Linked DNA regions of Homo sapiens: region 2 is linked to region 1. A link is a contact called in ENCODE Hi-C data. All regions are on one chromosome and are shown on one strand. Each heading gives the region's core, a stretch centred on a gene start or an enhancer-like site at or near the end of the contact. The rest is flanking DNA. Distances are from core to core; before and after follow the strand shown.

Region 1 (4,199 bases), core at 210-2,709:
TGAGACGGAGTCTCACTCTGTTGCCCAGGCTGGAGTGCAGTGGCGCGATTTCGGCTCACTGCCAGCTCCGCCTCCCGGGTTCACGCCATTCTCCTGCCTCAGCCTGCCGAGTAGCTGGGACTACAGGCGCCCGCCACCATGCCCGGCTAATTTTTTGTATTTTTGGTAGAGATGGGGTTTTGCCGTGTTAGCCAGGATGGTCTCCATCTCCTGACCTCGTGATCCGCCCGCCTCGGCCTCCCAAAGTGCCGGGATTACAGGCGTGAGCCACCGCGCCCGGCCCTACACTTCTGGTTTTAAGCCGCTGAATTGTAGTACCTTGTTAAGGCAGCCCTAGGAAACCAATCAAATAACCAGTAAGAGTGAAGCTGTGCTTGCAGGAGAGGGGGGTGCACTAAATTTATGGGAAGGTAGAGTGGGATAAACAAGAATTGGTCATTCTTTCACTATGGTGTGAGGAAGGAGTGTTTTGAGAATTACTTGCTTATTTTTCTGTTTGAGCTTTAAGGTTTGGGATTTTCCACATGCTGGTGATCTTGAGATATATAATTGAGTCCCTTGAGTTGAACACCTTTCCAGAAATGATCACCCGAACTGATAACTGTTCTCATTTCTCAAGCTACCCATAGATCTACTAGAAATTAATACGCAGACCCCTGGCTTATCCATTTCTCATTTTTTTCACTAAAGCTTGATCAACTCAGGGCTCATTCGTCAGAGCACATTTCTGGATCTGTAAGATCTGGGATGAGTCAGGGGCTCACCAAGGTCATTGGGAAGCACTGCCTGCCCAGCCATCTGCCCCTCACTCTTTGACGTCTCTTTAAATTAAACACCACATCCCGTGGTAAAATTGTTCTTGCTCTATTAATAGCCAGCTTGGCTCGTGTTGCACTGAAAATCCACGGAGGAAGGGTGTCAGAGAGAAGAAAAAGGCTACAGACCCAAGGGCACATTTCTTGGTCAGATGACTCCAGTCTCTGAGGAATCCCAAGAATTCTCTGTGTAAAATGCCTGGGCCTTCTCCTCCGCTTCTCCTGTGACTTCTTTTTCTAAGATCTCATCAACCAAAGTGAACTTTCCCCTTTTCCTTCCCCAATATTTTCATGCTTGAATTTATTTTTGATCAGGAAATGCTACAAGGTTACTTTAAGAGAAGTATCCAAACCCCTTTCTGTGGACTCATGAGACATTTCTAACTTCATCCATGTCATTACTGAATTAAAATGGAAACCTTCCACTCCCAGTTGTTACTGATGCTTTCTGCAGCCGCATCTTTATAAAATTGTGATATAATTTTACAACTGATTGGCCTACAATTTTATAGGGCTGCCACAAACTCACATCTGCTCCCCGAGATGGGCCCTGGTAGCTTCCTAACTTCTCTCTGTACTATTTTCTCTAAATTTCCCATCCTGGCCCTGACCGAGTGCTCTTTCCTTCTGCTGGCTGCCACACTTGGGTCACCTCCTCACGGCTGTCACCACTCCACAGTCAGGAAGTCCCTGCCAAAGCTTCTCGGGCTATTTTTCAAATGTTTGACCTTTGCCCATTCCTGACGCACCCACTACTCACATTCTTCCTGCCTCCTCTCTCTACACCCTGATTTCTTGGCCTTTATAGTCCCCAGCTCCCTACCCTGGCCCTCATTACTGGCGGTGTGCCAGCCTTTAAATCCAGTTTCATCATCGTGCCCTGTGGTGTAAAGACAGAGAAGTGTCTCTCTGCCTAGGGACAGGAGTTCTTGGCGCCACTAAAGAGGTTGTCTTCTGGTCCCCACCCTTCCATCTTGGAAAAAGCTCCAACTCCAAGTGCTTCATAATGGTGGGGTGTGGCTTTCTTTAGAAAATCCCAGGTGATTTCTCTAAAAGACAGGTGCAAAATGCAGAGGGGATGAGGGTGGAGCTATTCCTGGACTCCTTTTTTTTTTTTTTTCTCAGAAGCTGGTTTTGGTCAGCTTTGATGTTAACCCTAGCATCTGCACAATGTCCTGCTTGCTTAGTTCTCTTCACTGGTGGTTCCCGGGGATAGGAAAAGCAGGCTGGAGAGGCCAGCACATTAGCAATGCACTGGATGTTTAGAGTTGCTCTCCTGTACCCAACCCAGGCCACCCCCTCCCCCCACTCCCCGGGTCTGTGTCCGGGGCTTTGTACAGTGTTGTTTCTCAAAGTGTGGTCTGGGGATGAGCAGCGTCAACATCATCAAGGAGCTTGTTAGAAATGCAGAATCCCAGGTGCCATCTGTGACCTCCTGAATCAGAATCTCATTTTAGCATGATCTCCAGGTAGTTCTTATGCACACATCGCAGCAGGAACAGTGGTGTTCCACGTGTGTGTGCAGCCGCCCAGGGCAGCGGGAGCCTGCCCAGTGCCCCCGGAGCAGCTGAAGGAACACCTTCAAGAATGTAGCAGGCTAAGTGCATTTAGAGGTTATCAGTGTGTCAGCGAGGCAACCTCTTTGTGGGGATCATTTAATTAATGTTAATTGCTCTTGGCCTGTTGTGTGACTCTGGCAGGATTTACGGAAAATCACCGTAATCTAAAACCCTATAAAAGAGTCATTGCTTTTAGAGGCCTTGTGACTCATGCCCGGAGACACCTTCTGATACTTGATGCATCACACAGATGTATAAATAATGCCCACATCTGCATAATCCTCAGAGGCATCAAGGCACTTCATTTTTGGTGGGGGCAGGTGCACCCAGGTGAAGAGCAGTGCTCCTCATATGTTATGATCTGGGTGGCAGTTGGTGAGAATTTGCTTTACAAAGAGAAATGATTTATCCAGTTTTATTACCCAATTCTGTGCTTTCATGGATTACATAAATTTTGTTATTGCCATCAGCCCAGTGGATGTTTAAAGTGGTTTCCATATTGCATGACACCCCATCCCTCCTCCTCTTAGCATCTCACAGGTCAGGGAGAGGAAGAAGTAGGCTTGAAATACACATAGTGACAGGTGATGGCTCATGAGGCACAATCCCAGGAAAGCTCGCAGAGCGCTTCCCAATGGCAGGCGCCTGCGCAAACACAGCTAGTAGGTTAGAAAGGGAATTATGGGGCTGGGACATACCTGTCTGTGCTAACCCCATGTCTGAGGTCACACTCATTTAAAGAAAAGAGCATGTTTGCCTTTTCAACATTGATCTTTACCTCCTTGCCCCTCCCCTCTTTTCTTAAGCTCTCTGTTCCCTTCAATTTGAAAGGGATGTAAGTGCATTTTGGACTCATTCGCCCTCTGTTTCAATTAATTACCCTCAAGAGTAACTTATTTTCCATACTTATCCTCCTGAGAGGAGTTGGGCCTCTGAAACTTTCACTCTTCAAGCTTCAAACAACAATTTCTTACAGTTATTTTTTTCCTAATATGAAGGATGTCTTACTTTTAACTTTGAAAACAATCTCTTTCATGATCCTGAAGATTTCTTTATCCTCACACATTCCATCCCTTCCCCAAACCCAGAGCATCATTGTCTTGCTTGAGATGAGACCAAATCCTACTCATCTTCCCTGAGTAATCCTTATTTTGGTTGAAGGCTGACAGTTTCTGGTTTGCTTTTGCACTTGCTGGTTCTCTCAATCCTCACTAAAATCCTGTAACCTAAACAGAGCAAGTATCTCAGTACCTATTTCACAGATAGAGAAACTAAGGTCAGGAAGCCTTTTTCAGGGAGCAGAGCGGGGGCCAGAATGAAGACGTCCAGCTTCCTGTACAGAGCAATTGTGGCCACCCCAGGGCCACCTCAGCACACTGGGTTTTCCACAGACTCTAGCTTTCCGGCACCATGATGGCAGCAGCACTGTGCTCACGGGCCAGCCTTGACAAATGTTCTCTGCTGTGCTGTGGGGCTGCCCTCATTTTATCCAGGGAAGGCCATGGCCACAGACCTCACTGGGTATGGCACTCTCTCTTGAGCTTGGTTTATCATCCTGTGTGGGCATGAGCCACGTGGGTGCTGTCGTAACAGCATTGGAGTCCCTACATATCTCCCCTAATTCTTCCCTGATCAGCCTGCAGCACAAATGCTCTGCTCTTCTCACAGGTCTTTTAGGCTATGGTAATTGCTCTGGGAGCAATGACCCATTTTTCCACACCGAACAGCATGCGCCATCTGCGGGCTTTCTCGCCCAAATGATTCAAATTCTCTTAAATCCAGTTTCACTGTCACTTGTCATTTGCTCTGTGTCCCAGCCTTGCAT
Region 2 (3,750 bases), core at 343-2,842, 180 kb after region 1:
CTCTGGGGTATAATAGCATGTCCTGGCCCTTTCTCGAACCCTGCTTCCCTGTGGTTACACAGCCATGCCTGTCCAGCAAGCCCTGAGATAGGATCAGCTTTGAGAGAAATCATGAGCCTACTGATGCCCTGGCACTGAAGCAAATAAGATCATCTGAGAGTTACTGACACATCCATATAATTGGACACTTGAGCTATTTCTTTACATTGGTTGATCCATTTTTCTGAGTCAGTTCTCCTTGCTTGAGACATAAAATCCCAAGCCCTGGAAGACTCAGCTTCTCCCTTTCAATGGAGTTTTTTCAGTCAAGACACTTTAGAGATTACCAAGGGTCATTTTAATCAAAATGAAAGACATCTCTTATTAAGATGGCTTTGCTGACAAATAATTAAGATGTATTACTAGCATATACTTATCCCAGATGGCTCATTGGTGTCCATTTGAAGTAAGCATATGAAGCCCATAGTCCACGCCTCAGCTCTTTAAAAACAATTTATAACCTAACTCACCATCCTAACTACCTGAGAAGATTTTAATCCTAAACCTGTCACCACCCATTATTTTCACAGGGTCCTGACAGTTCTACATTAAAACAGTTTATAAGTAAAAGTTAACAAGGCCTAAAGAGAGTGATTTATGTTTTACTGAGTGAAACAGTCAACTTTCTTTCCCTGGCCAAAGATAGCCCAGAGCTCTCTGTGGGCTGAAGGGAGAAAATTATCTCGGAAAGATGAATGGCTTGTGCCTTTGGGCAGGTGGCTGATGTGTGGTCCTGGGCCCAAGTCCCAGGCATCAAGTAAAGCTTATTGATGTGAGGACCAAGTGCAGCACCTCCTCCCTCCCCATTCCTTTTTGGCATCACCACCCTCCTGGGTCTATGTCATCTCTCAGGTATTTGGTGGTATGAAGGAAATGTTAACTTTCCTCTTTATAAAATGTTGACGACTCAGAAATTATCCATGATTCATCAAAACCAACAGTGAGGAGTTGTAAATCGGTCCCATTTGCCACTGACAATTATGGATGGGTGAGTCAGAGGAGGCAGGAGAGGTGTTTATGAAATAGACCCATATCCCAAAAAACCATACCTTAGGGAAGACAGAGCAGCCGAATGCTTTCTCTCTTTAAACTTGAGCTCCCTTCCCTGGTGTCCTGACGAACCCACCTTCTGAAAAGCTGTCTTTTCTGTAAAGGGACATCCCGCTCCCACCCCAGTTGTATTAGTTTGCCCAGGTTGCCATAACAAAATTCTACAGACCGGGTGGCTTACACAACAGGAATTTATCTTCTCACAGTTCTGGAGACTGGAAGTCCAAGATCAAGGTGTTGGCAGATGGGATTTCTTCTGAGGCCTCATTCATTGGCTTGCAGACGGCCGCCTTCTCACTGCGTCCTCACATGGTCTTTCCTCTGTGCACACACACATCCCTGCTGTCTCTGTGCATTCAAATTTTCTCTTCTTATGACTCCAGTCAGATTGGATTAGGGCCCACCCTAATGGCCTCATTTTAACATATTCACTCCCTTAAATGTCCTGTCTCCAAATACAGTCACATTGAAGTAGTGGGAGTTAGGGCTCTGGGGGGGAATTTGGGGAGGATGTAGTTCAGCCCATTATACCAATTGACTGCAGAAGCACTCCAGCTGAAAAATATCTACAGAGGAAGTACATTGAGGAGTTTCTCTAACACTTGATGTGGCCAAAATAATCTCATTTTGAGGAATAAATATAACACTCTTTGCAAAAGGAAACAGAAATGCCACCTTAGAAAGGAAGCTATCAAAGAACTGAAAAACAGCTCAGCAAAACAAACTCCTTTCGAGGACATTAATTTCATTTCCTTCCTTTGATGCAGCATAGATCAAGTCTCTCTCTTTCTTTTTCTTTTTAAAAGAAAAAGGGGGCTTCTCCTTTCTCATTTTATTCAAAGATACCATTAAAGCAACAACCTCTCTTTGCCACAACTGCATTCCATTTTTGGCACCCAACTTTCTAAATGTGAACAGAAACTAATTTAGGGTGCTCAGTCTGAAGCTGGTATGGAAGGTATTTCTCCATCCGTTATTTCAAGTTATAATAAGCCAGTGTGATTGGAGTTGCTCCCAAGAGAAGCAGGCCATAATATTTTCACTGTCACCATGATCACAGACTAAGATAAGAGGCCAACATGCTATTTTTACTCCCTATTTTTTACTCGTGGTGTTAAATACAAGGAGAACAAGTGAAAAACAAACTACCTTGGCCCCCGCCGCAGAGTACAAAACATCCAACCTTTTCTTTTTCCAAGCCGGCCACGATGTACGTCAAGGATGACACAGATACTATTGAGGTGATCTGGTGCTGAAGAGATGCCTCTTAATTGTGTTTGCAGCGCAGAGCAGAAAGCATGCCCATTCGAGGTACTTGTTGTATCATTTTTAAATCAAGGCCATCTTTTTCTCAGTGGTAAACGTGAAATGTTTTTAAAGGCCAGACTTAGCATAAAAATCTATTGGTTGCCATGGATACCACTTACCACACAGGACTGCACTCTTGTGTTCAACTGTGTGATTTTCTCTATTCAAAGGTTCAGCATTGTCAAAAAACAAATTACTTTTTCTGTTGTTTATCTCAAAGTTCATTATGGGAAAGGCAATAAATAAGAAGATATTCATGTATGGAGGGGAGTGACGTGGGGAGTCACTTGGGCGCCATGCCTTAAAATTTGGTATTTTACTATAATTATAGCCAAATTGGCTATTGTTAGGAAATAAAATGCATTTTGATCTTTTTTGTGTATGTGAATGTAAAGTAAAGCAGGTACTTGGAAATCTGTTCCCAACAAAATTACATGGTAATAAGGCTTTTCACACCTACACAGCACTTAGTTACAAAGCTCTGAAAGAAGGAGATTAAGCCCTGATGGGTTTGAAACTTGGTACCTGAGGCTTGTGGCTTTCCACTTTATCAGAGAAACTGTGGGTTCGGGACCTCATGCTTGCTGAATTATTCATGCCATCTTTCCATCATACATCTTTTAGGGGTGGAACCCATTAGGCTGCTATTATTAAGCATGCGGGTCCACCCTGTCCTGACACAGCCCAGAAGCCTGCACCACTGCCCTTGGCTAATTAGCTTGAATATTTGCAGCTGGCCACGCCTTCCCCTCCCCACTTCTTCCCTTCCACCTCTGCTCCTGAAGGAAAAGTGGGGGGAAAAAACCCACAGGGAATTTACATAAGTAGCAAAAGGGAGTTTCTCACATTACTGGAGGGTATTCAAAGGTAATTTGTTATCAGCAAGTTCCCATTGGCTAAAGCCTGGTGTATTTTGCTATAACTCCCAATTAATCAAGGAATGCCCGGAACATTGACTTGTTACTTACTTAAGATGCTTTTCCATCACCTCTCCAGCACTTTTTAGACTCCTTCATTTGGGTGATTTGCATAACAATGAGGTAAAGGGGAGACCTTAATGAAGGCATCTGTTTTTGAATGTGCTTGTGGTATTGGGTGCCTGTAATAACAGCCTGGAGGGGGCTGGAATTCTCATTTGGGTTCACGGTAAAGCAGTATACTGATGGCTGCTAATATGCAAATTCCAACTTGTCACCACAGTTATGCCTATAGCTGGTGGAATTGTCAAGGCTGCAGAGTAACAGTTGAATTGTGGCTGGGCATAACCCACTTGCAAGATGCACTGGTAATTAATTTACATATTGCAAACATAAAAACAAGACAAAATAAAAGTGAGAATGCCCAAGGAAAGCT

The links. A loop is a pair of places that touch in the nucleus more often than their neighbours do. Pooled maps may share reads with other maps.
Region 2: a loop to region 1 is called in a map of esophagus muscularis mucosa, with 4 times the contacts of the local background. The contact joins two enhancer-like sites. A Hi-C loop is called at or near these places in 1 of 168 maps with a recorded cell type or tissue (esophagus muscularis mucosa) and 7 of 50 pooled maps.

What each region holds. Positions count from the first base shown.
Region 1 is chr4:151,805,837-151,810,035 of GRCh38, forward strand. All of the region lies in intron 2 of LOC127898557 (a long non-coding RNA gene), which reads left to right. All of the region lies in intron 2 of LOC105377488 (a long non-coding RNA gene), which reads left to right. Among named protein-coding and RNA genes, the nearest start is that of GATB, 47 kb to the left of the region's middle. Within about 2 kb of position 1,460, at least 5 of the 41 ENCODE cell types and tissues checked have a DNase peak (open chromatin) inside an H3K27ac peak, as active enhancers do.
Region 2 is chr4:151,989,484-151,993,233 of GRCh38, forward strand. No RefSeq gene overlaps it. Among named protein-coding and RNA genes, the nearest start is that of LINC03074, 35 kb to the left of the region's middle. Within about 2 kb of position 1,593, at least 4 of the 41 ENCODE cell types and tissues checked have a DNase peak (open chromatin) inside an H3K27ac peak, as active enhancers do.